Regions from separate parts of the Mus musculus genome. Here regions 1, 2, 4 and 5 are each linked to region 3. Evidence: chromatin loops called from intact Hi-C (ENCODE). Cell type or tissue: heart. All regions are shown on one strand. Region 1 has its middle 52 kb from the start of Tmem252. Region 2 overlaps Pgm5 (phosphoglucomutase 5). Region 3 holds the start of Gm38581 (a long non-coding RNA gene). Region 4 has its middle 40 kb from the start of Tmem252. Region 5 has its middle 9.8 kb from the start of Pgm5.

Evidence for each region. Hi-C counts contacts between places; a loop is a spot of excess contacts. Peaks named below come from ENCODE experiments on the same cell type or tissue, not always from the same donor. Only the 100,000 strongest peaks of a DNase experiment are listed, where the experiment ranks them.
Region 1: a loop joins it to region 3, with 2.1 times the contacts of the local background. A loop is called at or near these places in 10 of 42 quality-filtered maps.
Region 2: it touches region 3 in a loop (2.2-fold over the local background); 4 of 42 quality-filtered maps call a loop at or near these places.
Region 4: it touches region 3 in a loop (2.1-fold over the local background); 10 of 42 quality-filtered maps call a loop at or near these places.
Region 5: it touches region 3 in a loop (5-fold over the local background); 39 of 42 quality-filtered maps call a loop at or near these places.

The regions. Positions count from the first base shown.
Region 1 is chr19:24,619,463-24,624,462 of GRCm38, reverse strand. No RefSeq gene overlaps it. Among named protein-coding and RNA genes, the nearest start is that of Tmem252, 52 kb to the left of the region's middle. In heart, a CTCF peak has its summit at 2,449 (motif pointing left); a DNase peak (open chromatin) is centred at 2,442.
Region 2 is chr19:24,795,198-24,800,197 of GRCm38, reverse strand. The region is part of intron 6 of Pgm5 (phosphoglucomutase 5); the gene reads left to right. Among named protein-coding and RNA genes, the nearest start is that of Gm52405, 61 kb to the left of the region's middle. In heart, no CTCF peak of the experiment used is centred here; a DNase peak (open chromatin) is centred at 2,327; H3K27ac peaks cover 1,912 bases.
Region 3 is chr19:24,703,677-24,708,676 of GRCm38, reverse strand. The region is part of intron 10 of Pgm5 (phosphoglucomutase 5); the gene reads left to right. It overlaps Gm38581 (a long non-coding RNA gene), which reads right to left and starts at 1,459. Exons shown (of 4, transcript XR_877778.3): 1 at 1,273-1,459. In heart, a CTCF peak has its summit at 3,068 (motif pointing left); DNase peaks (open chromatin) are centred at 426 and 4,846; H3K27ac peaks cover 1,479 bases.
Region 4 is chr19:24,631,874-24,636,873 of GRCm38, reverse strand. No RefSeq gene overlaps it. Among named protein-coding and RNA genes, the nearest start is that of Tmem252, 40 kb to the left of the region's middle. In heart, no CTCF peak of the experiment used is centred here; a DNase peak (open chromatin) is centred at 2,083.
Region 5 is chr19:24,869,109-24,874,108 of GRCm38, reverse strand. No RefSeq gene overlaps it. Among named protein-coding and RNA genes, the nearest start is that of Pgm5, 9.8 kb to the right of the region's middle. In heart, a CTCF peak has its summit at 2,610; no DNase peak of the experiment used is centred here; H3K4me3 peaks cover 527 bases; H3K27ac peaks cover 219 bases; H3K27me3 peaks cover 1,119 bases.

The sequences.
Region 1 (5,000 bases), 84 kb after region 3:
CGCCCTGCACAGTCACAAGATCACCTTGACTCTGGACAACAATGGAATATCTGAGACGAGTCTCAGCAATAATCCAGCTTTTATGGTGTTTCAGAAACCAGAAACATTGAACCAGACCAATGACTCCTTGCAATAGGTATTGACCTGTTTGGGCCAAAAATACACTGGGTGACACACTGCAGTTTGCAATGCCACTTTGATGAATAGGTGTGTGATGGAGCCATGGGATGATGGCAGAACTAGAGACCTGCAGTGATGGGTACGAGAGCACAGGAGTGGAGGACTGGGAGCACAGGAGTGGAGGACTGGGAGCACAGCTGTGGAGGACCGAGAGCGCAAGAGCGCAGCTGCAGTGGACTGGGAAACATGCTGTTTCCGATTAGGGCTGGCAGAGTGGTATGCAGTAGCCTGAATGTGAAGCCCAGCTGCACAGTCACCCTGTCTCTGAGCATCAATAGGATGTCTAAGATGGAGACCATTCACTTTTCTGGATTGGGCTTACTCAGAAAGACTTCCATGGTCCATGCTGTCACTGGAGACCATATTGGTGTCTGTGGTTTGTGCTACTGCTGGAGGCCATTAGTGTTCATGGTCCATGTTACAACCAGAGGACAAATTGTTGTCTGTGGTCTATGCTGCCATCTAAGACGAGGCTGATGTTTGTGGATCTTATTACCACCAGAGAACTCATAGATATCTGTGGATCATGCTGCCATCTGAGGCCATGTTGATGTACACGGTCTGTGCTCCCACTGGAGGCTGTGTAGATGTCCGTTTTCTGTATGGCTGCCTGAGACCGTACTGAAGTATGTGGTCTGTGGAACGCCACTGAAATCTAGGAGGAAGTCCACGATCCTGGCTGCTGTTGGCTGCTGTGGGCAGGAAGCATCTTCTGTAGTGGAATAAATGACTGCAGACTCAGAGTTGAGAAGGAGAGACATTGAAGGGTTCTGTGACAACCCCTTCACCCCCCAAACCCTGACCAAACCAGTCTAGACAGGAAGCCATTGAAGAGACTCCCTAAAAAGTATGATCAAGATGCTTAAGTGTAGCTCTTCAGAGAAGATGGCCTACGGAGGAAGTGAAGAGGGGGGCAGGCTCAGTTATCTTTAAGGGGTTGGCCACTGGGAGCTTGACCAAGCTCCAAGAAGGCAGACCTAGGAGGAGTGGGAAGCAAGGGTGATCATGGTGCAGTGTGTGAAGTTTCTAAATAATCAATAAATATATTATGTTGGGGGAAAAAAGGAAGTTCTTAAATGGAAAGTTGAGACATGTGACAAGACTGTTACAGATGGAGTTTGAAGGGCTGGGGAGATGGCTCTGCTAGTTGAGTGTTGTGCCATGCAAGCATAGAGACCTGCGTTTGGTTCCCAGCACACACATTAAAAAGCCAAGTGCTGTAGGCTCAGTGGTGGGGAGGCGGGGACCTGAGAACCCCTGGTGCTCGCTGGTTGGTCAGTGTAGCTAAACCAACCTGTGGCCTCCACATGCATATGCACAAATACAAACGCATGCGTACAAACGATGAATAATTTAAAAATATTAAATGGAGCTTGACCTTGAGGAAAAGAATAGTTGAAGTTTCATAGTTGCTTTTCTTCATTCAATAATAAGAAAGACCAGCCGGGTGTGGTGGCGCACGCCTTTAATCCTAGCACTTGAGAGGCAGAGGAAGGTGGATTTCTGAGTTCGAGGCCAGCCTGATCTACAAAGTGAGTTCCAGGACAGCCAGGGCTATACAGAGAAACCCTGTCTCGGAAAAAAGAAAGAACATGTGTGTGTGTGTGTGTGTGTGTGTGTGTGTGTGTGTGTGTGTATGGCCTGAATCCATGCATATGGCAAAAAGTAGAGGAAGGTGGCTGGCTTGAATTCAGAATAAATAAAGAAATAATGGCTTAAGGGCACTGCAGCCCTTCCAGAGGATGGGGGCATTTCCCGAGCATGTCCATAATAACTGTAACTCCAGTTCCAGGGGGTCTGACACCTCCTCCTGGCCTCCGTGGGCAGCCGTCACACACATGTGACACAGACATTCATGCAGGCAAAACACCCACACACATTAAAATAAAATAGGGTTTAAATAATAAATACTTAAAACAAATGCCTATTAATTAATTAATTATAAATTAAATTAAATATTATTAAATTAATAATCTATAGATAAATCATATTTATCTTATAAATTTATAATGTATAAATAAACAAAATAAATTAACTTTAAATTAATTAAATCAAAAATATTTCATTAAACTAATAATGAATTATTATTTAAATTTGGATATAAATAATATTTAAAATAAATGAATGATAAATAATAAATATCTAATATTTTATATGTGTAGGTGTTTTGCGTGTGTAGACACATATCTATTATTCTTTTGTTTTTCAAACGTGACCTCTCCCATTCCTCAAGCCTGTTGTGGCGTGGTGGTGCGCCCTCTGGTGGTTCAAGGTTTAAATAGCTCCACCTGCCCCAGTAGTGACTGTTCTGGTAGAAACCAATCTCAATTAAAATAAGAAACCTCAATTTGGAGGTGTGTCCTGGATATGCCAAGTCAGGGTGATTTCCAGGAATTTTTAAGGTATTTCTGGTTTGCATGAGCGTGTGTGATTTGCATATATGTTTTCAAGGACATATTCTAGCCACCTGTGCCTTGGGTTGATCTGTGTGGCTTGAAATAAAGCCGGTTAGAGGAGACAGTGTGAAGTGGACAAAATGGGTTTCTGGCAAGCGGCCCGTCCTGTTTTTGTGCTAAAACACCAACCAAAGGTAACTAGTAAAACCTAGTTAGTAACCTAGTTAGTAAAACCAACCAAAGTTGCTAGTTAGAGTCAGGAAAGGAAGAAGTTAAGGGTGCGTCTTATTTTTTTTTTTTTTTTATTTATTTATTTATTTTTTGGCCCTGGCATCTGGGTACACAATGGTATTGTTCACTGATTTGAATTCTACAGCAGGCAAGGGTTTGTGGGAGCTGTGAAGAGTCCAGTTTATGATATGCTTGTCCTAAACCAGTGGTCCTCCACCTTCCTAATGCTGTGACCCTTTAATACAGTTCCTCACGTTATGCGTGACTTCTAACCATAAAACTATTTTTGTTGCTACTTCATAACTGTAAGGTTTCTGCTGTAGGAATCATAATGTAAATATCCGTGCTTTCTGGTGGTCTCAGGTGACCCTGAGAAAGGGTCATTCGACCCACAGGTTGAAACCTGCTGTTGAGATGACTGTGTGGAGAAGTCAGCCTGTGAGCTCGCTGAGTCTCCGTCTGAAGTTCTTTCTGCTGCAGTGTGGATGTTTGTCCTCCACACGGATCTTAAACTTGCGGATGGCAGAGAGTGGGTGCTGGCAGGGACCTTTAGTCATGGCTGCGCTGTTCTGGCCTAAATGGTTTGGCTGGGGCATCTCTTTTGATGATGGTATATAAGGAATAATGCATGAAAGAAATCCAGTATTCCCCTTCCAGAAAGCATCCCCACACCATGCTAATGTTATTCTTGATGCATCAATGCAAGGGCTCTCGATGCATGCTAAGCCAGATGTTTTCCTTTTTTTTTAACAATCTAGTCATTGTGTGTCTTCTCCAGAATCACTTCTTATAACACAAAGGGAAGGTTTAGAATGAAGAAGGCAAAATGGCAGGCACCATTAGTATCTGCTACAGACTATTTACTGGGGGCCAGGGGATTCCCTCGGACTCCGAGTAAAGAGCTCAACTCAAAATCAGTTAATGTCCCCACTAACGGGGCTCAGTGGCAGGGGTTGCTCCTTAGGTGCTATACCAATGAGGACACAATTTGTACATATTAGAACCTTATCAGGAGTGAACACTAAACAACCCCCCAGCCAGGAAAATGCTAGCAACATGCTAGCTTACGTGCTTTGAACATAACATCTTCAAAGGCACGAGCGGGACACCAGAAGTAGATAATGAAGCCTATTGCTGGAGACACTGCATGCTTTAAATGAGATCACAGAAATGGAGCTGAGGCTGAAAGTCCCCTATTGGCAAGTTTCCATACTGCTGGACAGTACTATGTAGGCTGCTGGGAGGGGAAAGTCAGCAGTAATCTCTCTCAGCTATGGGCCCTGTCTTAGTTAGGGTTTTACTGCTGTGAACAGACACCATGACCAAGGCAACTCTTATAAAGGACATTTAACTGGGGCTGGCTTACAGGTTCACAGGTTCAGTCCATTATTGTCAAGGCAGGAGCATGGCAGCATCCAGGCAGGCATGATGCAGGAGGAGCTGAGAGTTCTACATCTTCATCTGAAGGCTGCTAGGAGAAGACTCTTTGAGAGAGCTAAGATGAGGGTATTAAAGCCCCACCCACAGTGACACACCCACTCCAACAAGGCCACACCCTGGGTCAAGCAAATACAAACCATCACAGACTCTGCAGGTGCAATTCTGACCCGTCAGGCAAAGTATGCTCACCGGGTCAATAGTGAAAAGAATGTTTTGGGGCTAAATAAGCACTATCCAGTTTGATCTGTGGTCTGCTCTGTGGGATGGGCTAGGTCTGCAAACCTGTTCAAAGCCTGTGGCTGGCAGGGTCCCAGGCCTGAGGGATGTACTGCCGATGTGTTGATAGATGGAAATGTAGCCAAATTGCCTCCCAGATGAGTGTGTTTACTCCTGTAGATAGTGCCACTGTCAGCTTCGACCAGAGACGCTTTTGTAGTGCAGAGAGCAACGAAGAATGCAGCCTCACAATGGTCAAAGTGCTGAGAATACATTGAGTGCTCAGCCCTGAACAAGACGTCTATGTCACACACACACACACACACACACACACACACACACACACACTACACTAAGGTTGGGAATGTGGCAGAACATGGAGAGGAAGATAGGGAAAGCATAAGAATGTGGAGAAGGAGTGCTATGAAACCCTCTCTTTCTGGGTGTAGTACGCCATCATAATTGTAAACACACAGCAACTACACCTACTGGCACAAGACCTACAACCCCACAAGAAGACACAGGCATTGGGGGTAC
Region 2 (5,000 bases), 92 kb before region 3:
GCCCTGCCCCCTCACCAGCTACAGCATTTGGGAGAGCTGTCCCCACTCCTCACTGGTTATAGCATTGAGGCGAGCCGGTCTGCATCTTGCCTGGACAGCACAGTAGAGCTGGCTCTGATGGTATGGGCATTGGAGCTGGCCCTGAGGGCAAGGGGTGGTGGTGGTGGTAGTGGTGGTAGTGGTGGTGGTGGTGATGGTGGTGGTGGTAGTGATGGTGGTGGTGGTAGTGGTGGTGGTGGTGGTGGTGGTGGTGGTAGGGGTGGAGCTGGACCACTCCTTGTCAGGGAAGTGCTGGAGAGGTGGCCCTGATGGTGTGAGCACAAGAGAGCTGGTCCTGCTCTTTGCTGGCTGCAACAGGCAGAAGAGATGGCCCCGACCCTCAACCAGGCAAAGCAGGAGGGATGGCCTTGGTGGTGCAGGTCCAGGAGAGGTGGCAGGTTGAAAGACTCAGCTACCACCTAGGCCCAGATCCAGGGCTTTGAGTTGGCCCACCCCAGCATCTACTCCATCTATGATACGCTGGAGCATGTGAAGGGGCTGGCCCTGCAGATCCAAAGCTGCAGGATCTCTATGACACAGGCCAACAGGGTACCTGAGAGGAGCCCCAGGCAGAATCCAGTATTGATAGAGTAGCAGAAGTCAGAGGCCTCGAGCCAGACCAGTGACTCATTGCAGTGAACATTTACAAGTAAAGCTGGGCAAAGGAGTATATACTGTGTGACACACTGCAGCTTCCACAGAGAGAGAGTTTTAACTATTTTTATTTTAGGGTAGAGGTTGCAGGGGCAGAAGGCAGATATGGTGGTGATTGGTGTTCATGATACAAAATTTACAAAGAATTAATAAAAAAAAAAAAAAAGGAAAAGGAAATGCCCCTCAGGCCAATCTGATGGATGCCAGTCATCCCTCCCAGGTGTGTCAGGTTGACAAGATTAAGCCATCACACTTGGTCTGGGAGGGCAGCAAATAGGCTCAGATTTCTGACTTAGTGAGAGAGTGAGGTATTAGTGGCAACACATAGGATATAAGGCACTCCTTCTATACAGGCGACTCGTTAGTGGAGAAAAGTTGAGCTGAGGTGACCAGGACTTGGTACAACCGTCTTATCTTCTTTTACATTATGAGCATCGTCGTGGGAACCCAGGAAAAAAACACCTTAAAAATGGACCATGCCTTCTTTGCTTTTTATTTCGATTTGAGTAGAGTGCTCTGACTGCAGCAGTGGCCCCTGTGGTGGTGAGATGGGATGAGCTAGGTCAGGAAGAGAGAGTTCACTATGCATCAAACCACCCACTGGAGTGACAACATCCAAAAGTGCGGTGGCAAGAGCCCAGACTTCAGCTTCACATCGCTCCAAGGTTGAGCCTGAGACCCTTGTTACTCGTTATCAGGTAGATGCACCCCTACCTAAAGTTTCACCCCCACCTAACCTTTCACCCCACCTAACCTTTTACCCTACCTAACCTTTCACCCCACCTAACCTTTCACCCCACCTAACCTTTCTTTGCTTATTTTCTCATTTGTCAAACAAAAGTCAGCTTTATTGGGTTGTCATGAGCTCAAATGGGATTATTAATGTAGGTGCTTGCTGGCCGTGCAGGAGGCCCTGGATTCATCTCCATCACTTGCAGATGGGAGTCGTAAAGTAATGAGGTCCATATGGAATAAGAACTCAGTGAATACTATCTGGCATTTTTTTTAAAGGTTATTACTTATGTCCTTTGTCTTGTTATTTTCTCCCTCACTCAAGAATCCCATATTATTGAACCATTTATTGAAGACAATCCCATCTCTAAATCATAATCCTAACGTTATGACAACTGGAAGCAAACCTAAGCGCCATAGCCTTCACGGCTCTCGAGCTGAAAGCCGTGGTCCTTATATTTCTGGTCTGATTCTGGTACCTACCGTATACTAGATTCCCTGCCTTCTCCTACTGTTGGCTACTACCTGAAAGATGAAAGGGACATGGGTCAAGCATGCAAAATTCCCTCCTACTGGGCTTGATGGAAGCATCCTTTGTCAGCAGATCAATTTCTAGATCTTGGGGACCACACTTGAATGCCACCCTTCCTCCACCAAAACTGTTCAGTAATTTCGAGCCACCATGCACAGCTGCCCACAGCAGCCCCACCCATGAGACTGCCAGGCACTTTTCTTAGTCAAGTCCTCCTTTGTCTAGTTATAAATTATCTTTCATTTTAAGAAGAAGATTCCAGAATGTGGAGCTGCTGGGCATGAGGTTGGGGTATGCCGCCCGCTGCGATTTACACATGAACAATGAAGGTCAGGAAATCCAGTGGTGTGAGGTGCTTGCAGGAACAGAGAATGCTGCTGGGCTCATTGGGAAGAGAGTCACAGGCCGACAGGAAACATCTGCTTTAATCTGCTCCAACATCAACAGAATCGATGTGGCGGGAGCCTGTTGTTACTGTGCGGGTTCCACTTCTCCAGCCAGGGCTTGGCCGAGATCAGGGCTGTTTGGACAGGCAGCACCATATGGTCTCCTTTGTCAAAATGTGGATGTAACAAGCAGCAGTATTTGGGAATATCCTGCGGCTATTTTTCTATTTAGAGGGACTGTTTTCTTCTTCACCCTGCCAGCTATCTGTTTCCCTCGCTTCCCTTTTATGTTTTCTCTTTTTCCTTCTCGGTATATTTCCATCTTGGGTTTCCGTGCTTCTCATCCTGGGTTCTAACGCCACAGGAGCAATGAATGCAGTGAGTTTGTGCCCAGGAGTATCTCAGCATCTGGAATTGCCGTGGGAACTCACAGGCACACGACACAGCCATGAAACCATAGAGGTTGTCCACTGCACGTAGGACGTATCTGCCTCCTTTTGCCTTAAGAATCACTTGTGCTGGGGACATGGGGTAAATGTGACTGCCAACAAGCTCAGAGACCTGAGTTTGATCCCCGGGATCCACAGAGTGGAACAGGAAAACCAACTCCTGCCAATTGTCCTTTGATTTCCACATGTGGACCCCTACCCATATACACATGAACACAAAGTGAATCAAATATTATTTAACAAATGTAAAGGTGCTGGTGAGATGGCCTAAGTAGGTAAAGGTGTTTGGCAGGGAAACTCAGTCACATGAATGGGATCCTAAAACTCATGAAAGGTGGAAGGAGAGACCAAACTTCACAAAGTTGATTTCTCCTACCACACACACACACACACACACACACACACACACACACACACACACAGAGAGAGAGAGAGAGAGAGAGAGAGAGACAGAGACAGAGACAGACAGAGAGAGGGAGAGACCCACACATATATATCAGGTACACATAAACACACAGACAATAATAATAACTGAAACAATAATCGGTTATCTGGAATTAACTAATAATGTTTCTTTTTATCTTAGTTTTCATTACTTGAAAAAGTAGTATTGCTCCTGTGTGTATTATATATGTCTGTGTATTTTGCTTGTGCTTATGTGTGCATATACGTGTGCATGGAGGCCAGAGGTTGGTGTCTTCCTTAATCTGCTTTCCACAAGGCTGGGCCCTGTGCCCATAGGAGGGTAGGAGGGGATGGAGGAGGCTTGTTCTGAGAGGCAGCATCCTGGGAGACCCTGAAGCCTACGTTTGCGAGGAAAGCATCCAACAGAGCCTAAGTTTGCAAGTGAACTAAGAGATTAAGATTTGGACCTGGGGACACTTGACCTAAGCAGGGGACTCCAAACACCCCCTGAAGCCTGGGAGGGTCTCAGGAGGTGGGACAGCTGAACTGGTGGGCTTGGGAATGAACAGGGAACTATGGTCAGGACAGGGATCAACTTGGGTTAGACAGAGCCCTAATTCATCATTACATAAAATTTTCTTTATTTTTACCTCATAGCATTGTTGTTATGCACTTAGACTTTAATTTTTTGGTGTGTGTACATGTATGTGCTCTTGTGTGCATGTGTGCCTCCTTGCACATGTGTGTTATGTAATAATGTGTATAGGAGTGCAGCTATAAGTAGATCAGAAGATAGCTTTCAGGAGGTTATGTCTTCTGTCTTGTGTAAGGCAGGGTCTCTCTTGTTTCTGCCATTGTGCTGTAGACTCTAGACTATGTGGCTTGCAAACTTCTGAGAGATTTTCTTGCCTCTGCCTCCTATCTCACTGTAGGCATGCTGGTATTACAGATGCTCCAGCACCTTGGTTTTTTGACTCTTCGGAATCCCAACTGGGTAAATGTTTTTATTGACTAAGCCATTTCCCTAACCCTATTCCTTCAATTCTTGATCATAAGTGTGTTATAGCAGAAGGTATTTTAATGTAATGTACTGTGCCTTAATAATATGTATTGATTTGAATAATTTCTAGACATGGTATTTATGTCTCAATGTGCATATGTCATATACATACATTTTTGTTGAATTAAATTTATCCTCTTTCAGAAAATTCCATTTTCTAGGACTTAGAAATGAGTGTAGAAGAAACCAATATTGTTGTTGCTATTTTAATGGTACCATTAAAGGCAGCATGGCTGGTGTGTATTGAATGATGCCCAAGTCCTATGAGGTATAGTGCATTTGCTGCAGACCTGAGCTAAATTAGCCATGCCCAGGAAAATTGAGAAATAGAGAGGCTCCCCCATAAGTGTTATGCATGACTTTGTGCCATCTACAAGAAACTGGATCAGTGGGAGAAAAGTAAACTTTGGGTGAGGTCCTTTTAGCCAAAGAAGTCTATCTAAGAAGTCACGTGTGGTTCTGATGGTATCTATACCAGCACATAGGGAGATGGCATCTATACCAGCACATAGGGAGATGGCATCTATACCAGCATATGATGAGAGCTGCTGTATAAACAGCCCAACTCCCTTGCCCCTCATGAGGGAATCTCAAGATGGGCATTTCCTCTAGCTCCCAAAGGGCCCTCGTGGGATTAAGTTCTTGCCACCCCTGAAAAAAACTGGCCTGAGATCCTAACTTATATTAGTTTTTTCCCCCCTTTATCTGTTTATCTGTCTTCTCACTGGTTTTCTTACCAGCAG
Region 3 (5,000 bases):
TTTCTTTGGATCTGCTTTGCAGGTGCTCCCCTGGGCTAAAACATTAGCCATCCTTCCTTTTGGAAAAGTGGAAGGGCAGAAATTCAGGCTATTTCTCACTGTCTGGTTGGTTATTCGGAATTTCCTGCTCTAATCTGTCACCATGGAGCAACCCCCTTTTCTATTGGAAGTTCAGTTTATGCAGGCTGTCTTGCTTTGGAGAATCTCCAAGAACTTGGTCATCACCATGTTGTGGATTCTTCTACCTGCTCCCAAAACTCAAAGATCTGTAGGAGCAAACTCATCCCAGATGAGGAAGTAGAGGCCCGGGAGGCATTCTCAGGGTAGTGGGGGTGTGAATAGACAGAGCCCATGACCAGCATCTAATCTAGCCCTTCCTCTCAAGATTATGAGGTTTCCATGCCAGGGGCAGGCTACGCGCTGCCAAAAATAATTCGTCAGTGAGCACATTTCAACCAAGATAGTACCAAGCCACACAAGAATTAGATGGAGACTCACATACTCTTTCCGAATAAAACTGTCTGCTACACCTCACGTTGAGACCAGAGAAGAAAGGCAGGAGCTGTGCGCACTGGGTGAGGAATGATTTCCTGGCCTCTGCACCCCTGAGTCATTCTGACTTGAGACTATGTTTTTCTTAGCATCTCCCCTCTGTTTGCACAGGACAAGTGGTTACTATACTTGCTTATTTTTTTTCCTTTCCTCCCATGCTAGGCTCCTTCCAGGGCATTAGGCCTTCTATACACAAATAAGTCTCCAAAGACTATACACAATGCCATAAAGAGCAAACGGCATTTTTGATAAAGGTTTTTCTTGAAGCCAAAAATCCCCCAGAGGCCTGTTTCTAGGTGGCTGTGTGGGCAAGCAAAACATAAACAGTGCTTGTTTTAGTCCCCATCACTGCGTATCTTCCACCCTGTTGGTATACAAATGTGCCTCTCTGAGTGGCTGAGGAAGTCCTTCCAATACAAGCAAGAGTCTTTCCCCAGGACCCAAGTAGGTGGGGGCTGAGTACATTTATTTTAGCACATGATCTAGCTAAAAGTTCTGTATTAAAATAGAATTCCTGATTAAAATAGCACATATCATTGACTCACTGACTGAAGCCCTATTGCATAATACATTGGGATCGTGATATAACAGTCAAAATGTAAAAGCATTCTAACCCCATAAGGGAAGAGGGCCTAGGGTAAAGGGGAAGGGAGGAGCTTGGGAGGAGGGGAGGGGATGGAAGAAAAGGGGAAGGGAGAGAAGTCAGGCACAGTGGCTTACCCACATTAATCACTGCTTAGATCCATCTAGGCCCTTCCATCGGAGGTTTTAAGGTTTCTGGGAAATGCTGCTTCCTGGCACAAACTGCTCTTTCCTTCTAAGAATTCCAAGAGGAAGAGGCTTTGGCTAATCATTAACAGAGACAAAGACAGGACACCGCGAAGCTGCTGGATCCCTCCTGACAAGTGGCGCAAGGACTTGTCTGTTCACCCTTAGAGTCTGCTTCTTCAGTTTTGTCACCTGGATTGCAAAGAACACATCCCTATGTGAGCACATGAGTGGGTGCACATGCACAAACACACACACACACACACACACACACACACACACACACACACACACCTGTTAAAGTACTCTTTAGTCTATAGTTCTGTTAAGTAACTGCGTACATTTAACCCACTTTGCACATGGATTGCTTCTTTCTCAGACAGTCAAAGAACAAGAACCTGGCAGCTTTAAACACTCAGACTTGTTACCTCGAGGAGGAAGTGTTCAAATTAGCCTAGGGATTTAACTAGGAAACCCAGTGATGTCATCAGTGGGCCCGCTACTCCCGCCCCTACAGCTAGAGTTTCTGCTGCGTCCTTTTGTAGAGGTGATGGTGCTGTTTGTTTTAAGTTGACATCAAGTCATCACTGTACCTACAGCAAACTATTTACAGCTAGTCTATCCATACTTAGCTATGATTGGTGGTGAGGGAAGAAAGGACCTGAGAAAGGCCCTGGGAGGAAAGGTGATTTGCACAGTTTTGGTCTTTGCTATATTCGGAAACTCCCAAGTCCCGCCAAGGACAGATGCTAAAATATCACATCGTTTTCAGACACAGTTACTTTAATTTTACTGGCAATCAGGCCCCTAATGAGCTCTCAAACCAGCTGGTGGAAACTTGTAAAAAAACTTGGGCTGGAACGGTTTAAATTCACAGGTAACAAGAAACAGTATGGCTGTTTCCACATCCCTTCCTTCTCACCTCTTGTCAGGATCGTCAAACATGCCGTTCGCTTTCTCCCTTGTCCACGGGAGCCCAGGGGTGGAGTAGCTAATGCACAAAAGACAGCAAAAGGAAAAAGGAAGGCTGTTTTAAAAGACCTAGGTTAATCAGAGAATGAAGGTCAGCTTGGGACTAATCAAGATGGAACCACACCCCAGCCCACTCCAATCTTGGGAAGGAGCCAATACTCTCGAACCTTCCTTGAAACTGATTACTGGGTGTATTTCTGATATAAGCTGTGTCCAGCAGAAGAGAACCTAAAGCATCCTGAGGTTTTGTTTGTTTGGTTTGGTTTGTTTAATGCATGTGTCAAACCTAAGCCCACCTACCATTTTGTTCTAACAGTCCTTATAATAATTTATAGTTCAGAAATAGACATTGCAGAGCCATGTGTTTATGTAGGAGTGAATGTCCAGGCCAGGGCACTTTTGAGAGTGCAGGTATCTGTTAATACTTAGGTTGAGATTGGCCATTGTCAACTGGCTGTGTGGTTACTCCAGCTACATCCATCCATCCATCCTGTTGTAGAAGTTAGGTTGGGGCTTCTGAGAAAGTGGGAAGGAGAGAAGAGTTAGATCAAAGAAGTTCAGCCCAGACTGTCATCAGAACCACTTGGAAAGATCTATAAAAACATCAGCAGACCCATGTTTAGAGATTCAGTTTTCAGAGTTGTGAATTGAGATTTAGCAAGATGCTTCTAACATTAGTGTTTAAATGTATCAGTAAGGATATGCCAGGCTCTAGTCTAGATACTTAAATAAGCTGCTTCTGTCATTCCTCATTTCACTGCCCCCTGGTGGTGAGACTATTGTTAATCTCACTGGTTGAAAATAAGACCACTACCACAATTTTGTGCCAAATTTGAAGCAAGCTTTAATTGAATGCTGACCAGGATAATGGACGCTGGTCAGGTCTACTCTTGGGTTCCCAGGAAATGGCACACATCACATTTTGCAGGGGTTCTGAAAGGCAACCTTCTAAGGTCACTGTATTTTCCATCAGGTCCAGTCAGAGGCAAGCTTACAGCCTACATGTGATAAGGCACAACTGGTAGGCTTGGTTCAATAAACTCGCTTAGGAGAGTGAAACACGTGGCTGGTTATTTCCCAAGAACTATAGCTCCCAGAGTTCCAGCAAACTCTTATCCTTGGACAAGTGGGGCCTACAGGTTAATGTTACAATCATCATCCAGTTTTCCAAAAGTAGAAACCCTGATAGGGAGTTGTTCTGATCCATGGACCATTTCTGGATTGGTTTTGTTTTAAGAGAGACTTCTGGTCAGACGAATGGTTAAGTCTAAAGGGGTGAGGATTTCTAACCCAAGCTTGAATTGAATGCAGTGTCTGGACATTTAGTTCAATTTTATTTATTAAGAGGTTTGCCTTCAAAGGCTGGGGGATGGCTGAGCAGCTAAGATGTTTCTTTTTCTACATTCATCAATTCTTTGAGGAGCCTCTATCATCAACTGGGTCCCAAGAACTCAGTAAAATTCAATTCAATTCAGTCTCACCTGACCTCCAGAAAGGGCTCCAGTGGACTGTAACCACACACATGTCTCAGAAGGTATAGCTCAGGGATGGCCAAGGGAGAACTGTGCAGAGCCAGTCAGGTATGGGGGTGAGGTGGGGTGGGAGTTCCCTCCAATAATACCCCTTCCTATGGGTTCTCCTAACTCTCTTCAGGAGTTATGGAGGCTTCCTTACTCAAATTTGATTGATAAAGCCAATGCCCTCAATTGCTGAGCTCACCCTAGGGGTCAGGGAGTCACAAGTTCAAACTGTCTAACCAAATGGGTGTGTCCTTGTCAGACAGCTCCCAGCCTAAAGACACTGTGTGAGTATGAAGTTGCCCGTGGGTGGAGCATAGTCAGCCCAAATGCTCATCACCCAGGCAATCCCAATAGTGTTAAATCTATGCCAGGAACACAAGCACATATGGCTTCTTACCATTTCAGACATAGAAATCTGGGCAAATGACAAGTTTTCCACAAGTAGCCTTTTACAACATTATTGAAAGAATAATATTCTAAATGCATGCTGGCTATGTTTTATAACTCATAAATAGCCTGGAATTATTAGTCGAAAACTTGAAGACTAGAATTAGAAATTGAGTTATTTATGATGTAAGATTGGAAACATGACAGACTTCAAAGAGACACAACAGGCTTTACTTAACTGGTCCATTTTCAGGATGTGATGAAAACATGTGTGAGTGTGGATGTGTATACGTGTGTATTTGTATGTCTGAGAGAGTGGGAACACAGTTTTAGAGTCATACGATAAGCATATAATAAAATACAACTTTGCTATTAAGAAAAAGATCCTCATAGGATGTCTTAACTAAGCCACATGTTTGAAGAAATCCACGAGGAAAGACTACATTTTTCCCTTTCTCCTTAGAATTTAGTATATGTGGCTGTAACGCGGCCCAGAGCAGGAGGTGGAATTGATACAGAGAGAGTTTAGAGAAGAAACACATGGCGAAAGAGCTGGGCTATAAACTCTATGGCCAAGTTAAGGAACTGGCTCATTTCCTTGGAAGAGACAGATGACCCAAACATCTTTAGAAATTTAAAAATAATATGAGGTGGCGACAGATGACCAGCTGTTCGCCAGGGCTAATGAATATGAAATTTGAGGAAATAAACTCAAGCTGAAGGGGAAGAGGTTCAGATTGCTGTCTGGACCGTTTCTCAACAGCGACTTTTCCACCAGCACAGCTAGAATAGCCAGTATGA
Region 4 (5,000 bases), 72 kb after region 3:
CGCTCTGCAGAGAGAACCACAAGGTGGAATATATTTAGTTTGTTACATAAAGCAGAATGATTACAGCAACAGTCTTCATTGCTAATTCTGCCCCAGGTTAGAATGCAGGCAGGACTAGGGAGTCCTGTTAGAGAGAAGCAGCAAACTAGTGAGGGAGAAGACTGGAGAGAGGAATCCAGTTGGTTGCTTTCGCTTACAGTTTCTTGGAAATCCTCGAATCCCTGCAGGCTGCAGGCGGCATCCATCCAGCCGGTTAGCTGGGTGGGAGGAAGTGAGAGAGCCACATGCAGACCTCAGCCACCTCTCTTTGCTTTATTGGTTTTGTGTAAAGAGTGAGAGCCAGACTTTTGTTTGTTTGGTTTGGTTTTTTGTTTATTAGCTTTAATTTTTTTGTTTGTGTGTGTGTTTGGTTTTGAGACAGGGTTTCTCTGCGTAGCCCTGGCTGTCCTGGAACTCACAGAGATCTGTCTGCCTCTCCCTCCCAAGGGCTGAGATTAAAGACATGTGCCACCACCACCCAGTAAGAGCCACTTTTTAAAAGTCTGAGATTTTGAACAAATGGTAATATCAGCTATGTACTGTTTAAAAAAGAAAGCAAAGACACACACACACACACACACACACACACACAGAGAGAGAGAGAGAGAGAGAGAGAGAGAGAGAGAGAGAGAGAGCGTGTTTCAGGTGTCCACCTTGCTTAATGGAGTAGAGCTGTTAGGCCAGCATTTAGGGGCTTATGCTCACAAGCTCATGGCCAGGCGGAGGGCCATAGGGAGACCCTGTCTCAAGCAACAATAATGAAATAAACAATAAACACTGAGTTTTTCTTGCTTATTCTTGGTGGTTAGTATTGCCACCAAGTGATGTACCACCTGACATACTCTCTGTCCCTCCTCACAATAATCCCTCAAGGAAACCAGAACTAACTCCATTTTATACCTAAAGAAACTTATGGGTGCCCATCTGCTGTGTGGTCAGAACTCCACAGACTCTAAGTCAGAAATAGACACGCTGGTCTTTGATACTCACTTCCTGTCTGCAAAACCTACCCCACATTGCAGTGATGTTTTAGCAAAACCCAGGCCCAGGTACACGGAGACTGAAGAAAGGGACAGATGCAGGATCTCATAGACTGCAATTTATCGTGGAACTTACGGACAAAAACACATGGCCCTGGATGACAACAAGACTAAGTGGATCCAATTACTTGGGACAAAAGAAGGGTTGGGACGAAAGTGACCTCACCTTAGCTGGAGTGGACCTGGCCTATCTTAAGAGAATATCAAAGAGCTGGGCACATTCTCGGCCCCAGGGTCTGCCTATAAAGACCCACATTCTACTCATGGTTTGGTTGGTTGGTTTTGGTAGATGGCGATGGTGGTGGTGGTTGGTTGCTTTCGCTTACAGTTTCTTGGAAAACTTCAGAGGAAAACTGAATAGTGTTATTTTAGGCAGCTGTGGAGGCAAGATGGCGTCACTCATGTCAAGCTGAGTCCATGGGAGTGTTCTGAGGCCCATAATATCTGCTCTCTGTAGCTGTCTTTCTATCTACAGAAATCACCTGAGAAATGAGACACAACGCTTCTGAAACTAGCTAAGTACCAGCGCATGCCCAACACCGCAGGATAGCTAAATAAGAAAATGTGTTTATTTTTTAAAAGATTCACAAGCTGGACACAGCAGTATGGGTCAATAATTCCAGCCCTCAAATGGCAGACACACGAGGATCACAGATTTGAGGCCATACTGGAATATATAGCAACTTCCAGGCTAGCCTAGCTATAGTGAGATCCTGTTTTAAGAATCAAAAACCCAAACAAACAAAAGACAAGAAATTCAGCCATTTTGAAAGAGCAAAGGAAAAATTTATTTTATTCTGCTTTTAGTAGTCTTTGAAGGAGAAAATACTCTCAAATTATCATAGAGGGGATTCAGTGTTTAGCAGTGGCTCCTGCAGGTCTGTCCTTTTTTGGCTTTGCACTCAGTCAGTCAGGAGGCTTCTTTGTAGCCAATCTGCAAGCTCAGAAATGCAGAAGGCTTCTCCTGCCCTCCAGAAGAGGGCTTCAGAGTCCCCATCCCAAGATTCAACCTGATGAAACACAGCTCGACCACTAGAGGGAGACGGCGAGGTCCTCGTGCTTCTGTGAGATTTCAAGTTTGTATTTGCTTACGAAGATGTCCTGATGCTTTCACCTAAGAGTCGGGCTTTACACTGAGTGCACCGAGCCTGTGGAAATGTGCCCTCCAAACCCAGGATTCTGTCTCATTTGAGTCTATCTGACATCCGCTTACCCAATAAAAAAATCATTATCTCCTGTTCAGGCTCTTCAAAAAACTGTTTGAAAAATAGATTGTCTTTGTGTGCTCAAGTCAGCCACACCTCAAGAAACTTTCAGAATGCAAAATATCTCCTACTGCTTTACTCCTGAGGTAGTGCCAGTCAATATGGAATGTACAGATGGCAGGAACTCTCACCCTGGGCCATAAGAAAGTAGCCCACTCAGTTCCCACACAAGTCACCTCTATCCGTGCCTATTTAATAGAGCTGCCGATGGACTCTGGGGGAGTCAGTGTGCTTCCCCAAGTGTGACTGCAAAGGGCTCTGGTGCTAAAGATAAAGACAATGATGAAATTTATGCTTTGAGTACCTCTTCTGCACACAGCTAAGACTTTTGACTGGATACTGGGTTTTTATAGCAGGGAGGAATTGAAGGAGATTGAAGATAACCCACAACATGAATAATTACCCTGGCAAAAGTGTTACTCACCCAGCCCAGAAATGTCGCTCTACACCTTAGTACGTACCCTCCCTTCACCTGGAACCGCAGCCCAAGGCAACGTGGTACCCACAGATGGCTGGTGATGATGCTGTATTTCAGTGCCGTACAGTCATGTGGATGGTATAGTGGGGGAGGGGGAGCGGGACATGGATGGCACTGGTATCTAGAATGTCTAGAATGATACTAGTTGGACAGTGTAAGTGTAGGGCATAGCTTCGTTCACAGGTCTGGCTGGATAGGAGCGTCTTCATGGTTTGCTATTGGGCCTTTGAATAGAAAGCAGTAGCAGCGTCTTCTGCAACCTTTATCATTGTTCAAGCCAGATTCATAAGCAGTAAGCTCTCATTTCAGGAACTATCATAAAACCTCATGAGAGAAGGACTCTAGACTGACTTTGTAAGCAGACCTTTTCTTTCAATCCTGCTAATGTCCTTCCCACTGCTCAAGACCTATTTTGAAGGCCTCTTTCTTTCCTGATGTGTTTCCTGGTACCCAGGAGGATGTGACCTCTCCCATTGTTTCAATAAGGAGCAATGAAGCCAAATACCCCACCTCTCTTCAGGATACAAATGCTGGGCAGTCCCCTTCTTTACATTGAATGTACATGAGGTATTTATAAGGCCAAGTGATATGGTTCAGCCCTAAATACATAGAACCAACAAAAGTTGCCTCGTGATCCATTGTAAGTCAGACTATCCTTGGGCCCTCTGTCCTTCCCTGTGTGGTCCTGGCCAATGGATATAGAATTTCTATGAGGCAGCTAGAAGACAGTCTAGCAAGTTGATTAAAACCAACCTTCACAGCAAGACTGTCTTCCAGCTGCCCCATGGGACTTCTACATCCATTGGCCAAGGCCACACCTGAGTCCAGAGCCTCACCTGAGGAATCGTCCTGATTACTTGATTGCTATGTGGGTGGCACCTTCTGGTAGCAGCCCAGATAAGAAAGGTGTGGCAGCAGGAAGCTTACTTGCCTTTTGTTCCTTTGGCCTTCCCTCTCCCTGCAGATTTACCCTATCACTGCTTCGGATTCCTTAGCCAGTACCAGAACCAGGATTTCGAAGCTTCCACTGGGACTGGGGACCAGTGGCTTTCCAGAAATCTTCCAGGTTTTCAACATCAATCAGATTGGGACTCTAAGGCACCTAGCATGCGTACTGAAAATCCACTGTGTTGATGGCCTCCCTAGTGAGATGGCTAGGACAGACCTACTCCAACTGTGGAAGCAACAAGTCTCGAGGACCAAGCAAGCAACTCGGTTCTCTCGAGTGTATACACACACACACACACACACACACACACAGACACACACACACACACACACACACACACACACACCTACATACATACATATATTCATTCCACTGATACTCCACTGATTCTAGTATTCTAGAAAACCCAGTCTAATACAAATTGTGGTACCAAAAGCATTTCTGGAGAAACAGAATTGTAGGTATGAATTTCTCTAGTGGGCTTGGTGGTATCTACCTGACTCTCCTACTCAAACTTATGTTCCCTTAAAGAGTCCTCTGGTAGCATATAGAGCACTGAAAAGCCACATGTAAACTCTTTAAAGCACTCTGCAAGATAAATGCATTTGAAATTCCTAATTCTCCTCTTTTAAGGACCAAGGGATTTGGTGTCTCCGTGTATAAAACCTTGGAATGGCTGTAGACTAAGAGAAATGATGATTTTGCCTGGCTCTTTTTATCATCTTTTGACAAGATAACAAAGGGTTTGGAAAGTGGGCCGAGTGATAAAAACTGACCAGCTGTAGATGCGTGTAAACAATCTATAGGTGTCTAAGCATGCCCTGGAAGAGAATCTTCTCTCCAGCAATAACAGAACTAAGTTTCAGAAAACCAAAACCAACCTCTCATTACATGATTACAGCACAAGTCTAGTTCCCTGCCTCCCAAGGTGATAGCAGTTAAAACGAGGGCACTGATTGGACTCCTGTGACTTGGGATGGAGATGTGGGAAAGGACCCCAAGTTCCCATCAGACTGAAAATCAACACACAACGTGATTCTCAAAGGCTTCCAACTTCCGGGAGAGTTTGGGGACAGCAATAAGCTCCCTAAGGCACAGTTGCCTAAAAACAGTGGCCATTTACCACTGCTCCCCAGCTCCCAACATCTACTCATATGTATACCACCCAGTGGACTGACTGAGGAGTCATCTCCTAGTCTTCAGCATTTAACTGGGTGGTCAGCAGGGTT
Region 5 (5,000 bases), 170 kb before region 3:
CATTGTCAGGGCTGGAGTTAAGCTCACCAGTTAAGTGCACTGGCTGTTCTTCTAGAGGGCCTTGGCTTGGTTCCCAGCAACCATGTGGTGACTCTCAGCTATGGGTAACTCTCGTTCCAGAGGATCTGACACCTTCTTCTGGTCTCTGAGAGCATCACACACATGTGCAGACATACATGCACAAATACAAATAAGCAAACAAGTAAATAAAACAAAAAAGGCAAAAGCAGATGGAGTGGGCCTATATGGGCCTGGGTGGCTCTCTCTCTCTGTGTGTGCATGTGTGTGTGTTTGTGTGTGTATGTATGTTTAACACACTTCTAGAATCTGCTACTGCCCTTGGACATTTGGAGACACTGGCAGGTGGCAAACTGGATCTCAGGGGGCAGGAGTCCTGTTTTTCTGGCTGCCTTTTCTTCTCTTCTCTTCTCTTCTCTTTTTTCTTTCTTTATTTTTCTTCCTCTCTATCTCTTCCTTCCTTCCTTCCTTTTAATTATATATATTTTATTAGATATCTTCTTTATTTACAATGAGGAAATGTTATCCTCTTTCCTCATTTCCCCTCTGAAACCCCCCATCCCATCTCCCCCCCTCCACTCACTAACCCACCAATTCCCGCTTCCCTGTCCAGGCATTCCCTTACACTGGGACATCATCGATCCTTTACAGGACCAAGGGCCTCTCCTCTCATTGATGTCCCACAAGGCCATCCTCTGCTACTTATGCAGCTGGATCCATGAGTCCCTCCTTGTGTACTCTTTGGTTGGTGGTTTAGTTCCTAAGAGATCTGGGGGTCTGGTTGGTTCATATTGTTCCTCCTATGGGGCTGCAAACCCCTTCAGCTCCTTGGGTCCTTTCTCTAGCTCCTACATTGGGGACCCTGTGCTCCGTCCAATGGATGGCTGTGAGCATCCACTTCTGTATTTGTCAGGCACCGGCAGAGCCTTTCAGGAGACAGCTATATCAGGCTCCTGTCAGCAAGCACTTGTTGGCATCCACAATAGTGTCTGGGTTTGGTAACTGGATATGGGATGGATCCCCAGGTGGGACAGTCTCTGGATGGCCTTTCCTTCAGTTTCTGCTCCAAACTTTTTCTCAGTATCTCCTACCATGGGTATTTTTTATCCCCCTTCTAAGAAGGACCGAAGTATCCACTCTTTGATCTTCCTTCTTCTTGAGCTTCATGTGGCCTATGAATTGTATCTGTGAATTTTGAATTTGAGAAGGGGTGTGCTATGGTTTGGGTAAGCGTCCCTGTAGTCCCTAGGGCTAAAGGCTTGAGTATAGGCACCAACCTTAGGGTAGGAATTGGTAGGCGGAGGCTAGCTCAGTGAGGGTAAGTTCTAGAGGGGATCAGGGACCTTCCCCTTTCCTGTTTCTTAGTTTTCCACCATGACATGGACAGGCCTTCTCTGCCACATGCTCCCACCATGACAGGCTGGCTTATCACTAGACCAAAGCAATAAGGCCAAGAGAACATGGGTAAAACTTCTAGCCCTGTGAACCAAAATAAGCATTCTGTCATGTTGGTTACCTTAGACAACTAGTGATGTCTGAAGAGCTGACAGACACAGGCTGTCTGGTAGACACAGGTGGGAAGGGTGTAGGGCCACTGGCAGTGTAGCTAGGCTCTGAATCCCAAGACCACTATTCATGACACAAAATGAACAATAAAACGTATTGGAATTTAGCAAGAATGCACGTTCTTCTCTTTGATTTGAGTTATGAAAAAAGCTCCTCCAAGGCAAATCGAAGCCAGAGTCAGTCGCAGTTGCATTTCAACAAGGATCCCATTAAAGGAAGGACTTAAACTTCTGCCTTTCATATAGCAAAGGACTAATATTTCTATTGTTAACTGTGGGGTCCAGGAGTTGAAAGGCGATAGTGACTGAATCTTCCCCACTTTGGCTGGCTTAGAGTCAGGGCCTGGGACGGACAGGTGGCTTAAAGGAACCGCTCCTGGGCAAGGCTGCCATCTGCAGAGAGGGTGGAGATCTGTTTTATGTTAACCTTAAAGGGGAGAGGGAGGGGGAGGTGGAGGTAGAGGTGGAGGTGGAGGGGGAGAGAGGGAGAGGGAGAGGGAGAGGGAGAGGGAGAGGGAGAGGGAGAGGGAGAGGGAGAACAAAGAGAAGATGGGGAGGCCAGAGGTCAGTGCTGCTCCCTGTGGGAAAGATTCTGCAGTAGTCATGTGTGCCTTTAAGGGCAAAGTTTCTTTGTAATATGTCCCTTTTAATCAGAAGACTCTGAAAATAAACTAGTTATGAATCAAAAAGGCAGCTCCTAAAGTCTGGGCTTGTTTTGAGTTTTGTGGGGTGCCTTGATTGCAAAGAAGCAATGCTTCATTTCTTGCTCCAGATATAAGGCAGGATTCCCTAGGCTATCATTTCAGATGTCAGGAACCTTGAATGGAACAAACAAACAAACAAACTTTTCTCTACACAGGGTTTCTCCCCATTGTTTAGTAGAGCCTGGTCTAATATTTCCTCCTTAATATATCCTAGAATCCGTGTTTCTCTCAAGTGATGACAAACCAATCATACAGCCTTCCTGTCACTGTTGTCACAGGAAGATCTGCAGATCTTCGCGGACACGCGTCTGCTGCATTTCTTGGCTCCTCCTTTAGGTGGCGCTGTTTGACCATTTTCTCCACTGGTGCCTCAGTACTTGGGACCACATTCAGAAGAGGAGATTGACCCCCGTTGTTGATAAAACCCCACTTTCCCTTTCACAGGATGCTCTCTTTGCACGGAGTACAGCCAGCCGGTGCTCTTTCTGCATTGCAAGCCCGAGACATCTCTCTGTTGCAATAAAAATAAAGACTTCTGAATGACGTACTGCTGCCTGCTCTGTCGTTGCTCTGTCTGAGTCGCCGGGCAGCGGTGGCAGCCTTTAAAAACATAAGTGGATGGATGGTAAAGTGGGATGGGGTGGGGTGATGCGAGGAGATCTGCAAGTCACAGAATGTGGACTGATCGTTGCCATATAAAATAAGCTTGAAGAAGTAGCCTGAAACTGTGCAGGAAAACAGAAAAAGGAGAATTTGCTGTGGGGAGTTATCGGGAGAGGTCATTGTGGGCTGTTCCATGCACAATAACCATAGACTGCTTTTTAAATGTGTGTGTGTGTGTGTGTGTGTGTGTGTGTGTGCTTGCACAGTTCCATGCAGTTGTTCATATTTTCTTTTACAGTCAGAAAGTTGATTTATCTTCTCTTCTTATGGACTTCCTCCTAAAGTTGGAAGCCCCTTGAAAGCTCCCCTCCCCCGTTTATTTATTTATTTACTATTAACAACCATCTTTTGATTCTAGAGTATTAAAGGACAGTTGAACTTTGGGACTCTGGCTCTGGGTGGGGTTGGCAATGGAAGTACAGCATTTCTCAGGAGCTCACTGCTTGGGGACTTCACTCTTGACATTGTGATTCCTGCCCGGCATGGTGGCAGGTGTTGGCTGTTGTAGCCCTTGGAAAGCTAAAACAGAATTGATAGCCTAAGCTATAGTGACACCCAGTCTCAAACAGGACAACACAAAACTGACCCAAGTGTTAGCTTTTTACTTTTGCACTGTTTATTTCAAAGCAGTAGGCAACTTTGGGCTTGTTGTTAATTGTCTTTCATAGAAGATCAAGCTAAGGGGACAATGTAACTGACAAACTTGCTTCACCCACCCCTGGTGCCAGCGGCCAGCATCCCATGGCACTAGTAATGGGGTTGTACTGATTTGGCACCTACTGAGAGCATATTTGACCCATTATCTTTTCAGAATAAGATGCAATATCTCTTGTGTGGAATGATCTGGAAGGGGCCTGGTGCGCTCAGTTTCCTTCCAACACACGTTTGGTGAGATGAATTAGCCGTTTAAATCAGGAGATTCAGCAATTAGAGTCCATTTTTTTTTAACCCCAGAGAAGAGGAAGATATTTGCAGCTGTTTCAGAGAACGCTAAATCAGAGGCTGGTGGAACGTCGCTCTCCCTGAAGGCTTCCATTCCTCGGCAAGCAATCTGTGGGTTGCACATTGAACTGTGGGAGCATGAAGTGCTTGCTTCCGGGAAGACCTGGTGCCTCAGATGTTAGCCATTAGGTCCCAGATGTGAGATTTTTCAAGTTAAACCGAAGCAGCTCTGGTAGGAAGGCCCCTGTCTGATTATCCGTGCCTTCTGTCTCTGGATAGTCATCTCAGAAAAGCCAGATTTCGGCAGAAAAGTTGTTGTTGTTGAACATCGTGCAGCTGAAATCCTTTAAGAATAATAGAAAACACGGGGTAGGACTGGGTACATCGTGCACTTCAACACGATGTAGAGGCCACGGGCTTCCTAATAATAAGCCAAGATAAACAAAAATCCTCACGTGTGTTGAAAATATTACCTTCTCTTGTTAGATAGAGAGCTGAGCCCAGCCATATATCCTCTCCAGTGGTGACAGATTTTTCTGATTATGATTATAATATCAAAGTCATTAGTCTTACCTTTGGCTCAGGAACAGATATCGCTAATCATCAGTGCTTTCCAAGGTAAGGCCTCACTATCCTGGAGGCTTTCCCTCTACCCTGTCATTTTTTCTCCCCTCCTTTGAGTATAAATATCCTGTTGGCTCTCCAGATGGGCTCCAGGGAATGACACAGCATGTTTAGACATAGGTATGGTTTGGCTTGTAATTCCTGTGTGAACTATATACAAGTTTTCACTCCTCTGGATTCCCCTGGCCTCTGGGATGTTCATATCCAACAGTTGAGTACCATTACAGTAACCTGTAATGTTACTGAATTATTTAGTCAGTGGTGGTGTGGTGTGTGTGTGTGTGTGTGTGTGTGTGTGTGTAGAATGTCTAGAATTTCCTCTGTGTTTTCTTTATGGAACAAAATCATGCCACCCCTGGTTCTGGAGAGAAGGAGGCTCTGAGAGCACTGGCTGCTCTTCTAGAGAACTGCAGCTCAGTTCCCAGCATCCACTTTGTGGTTCACAACCCTCTTTAAGGATAGTCCTAGAGGGAGCTGATGCCTT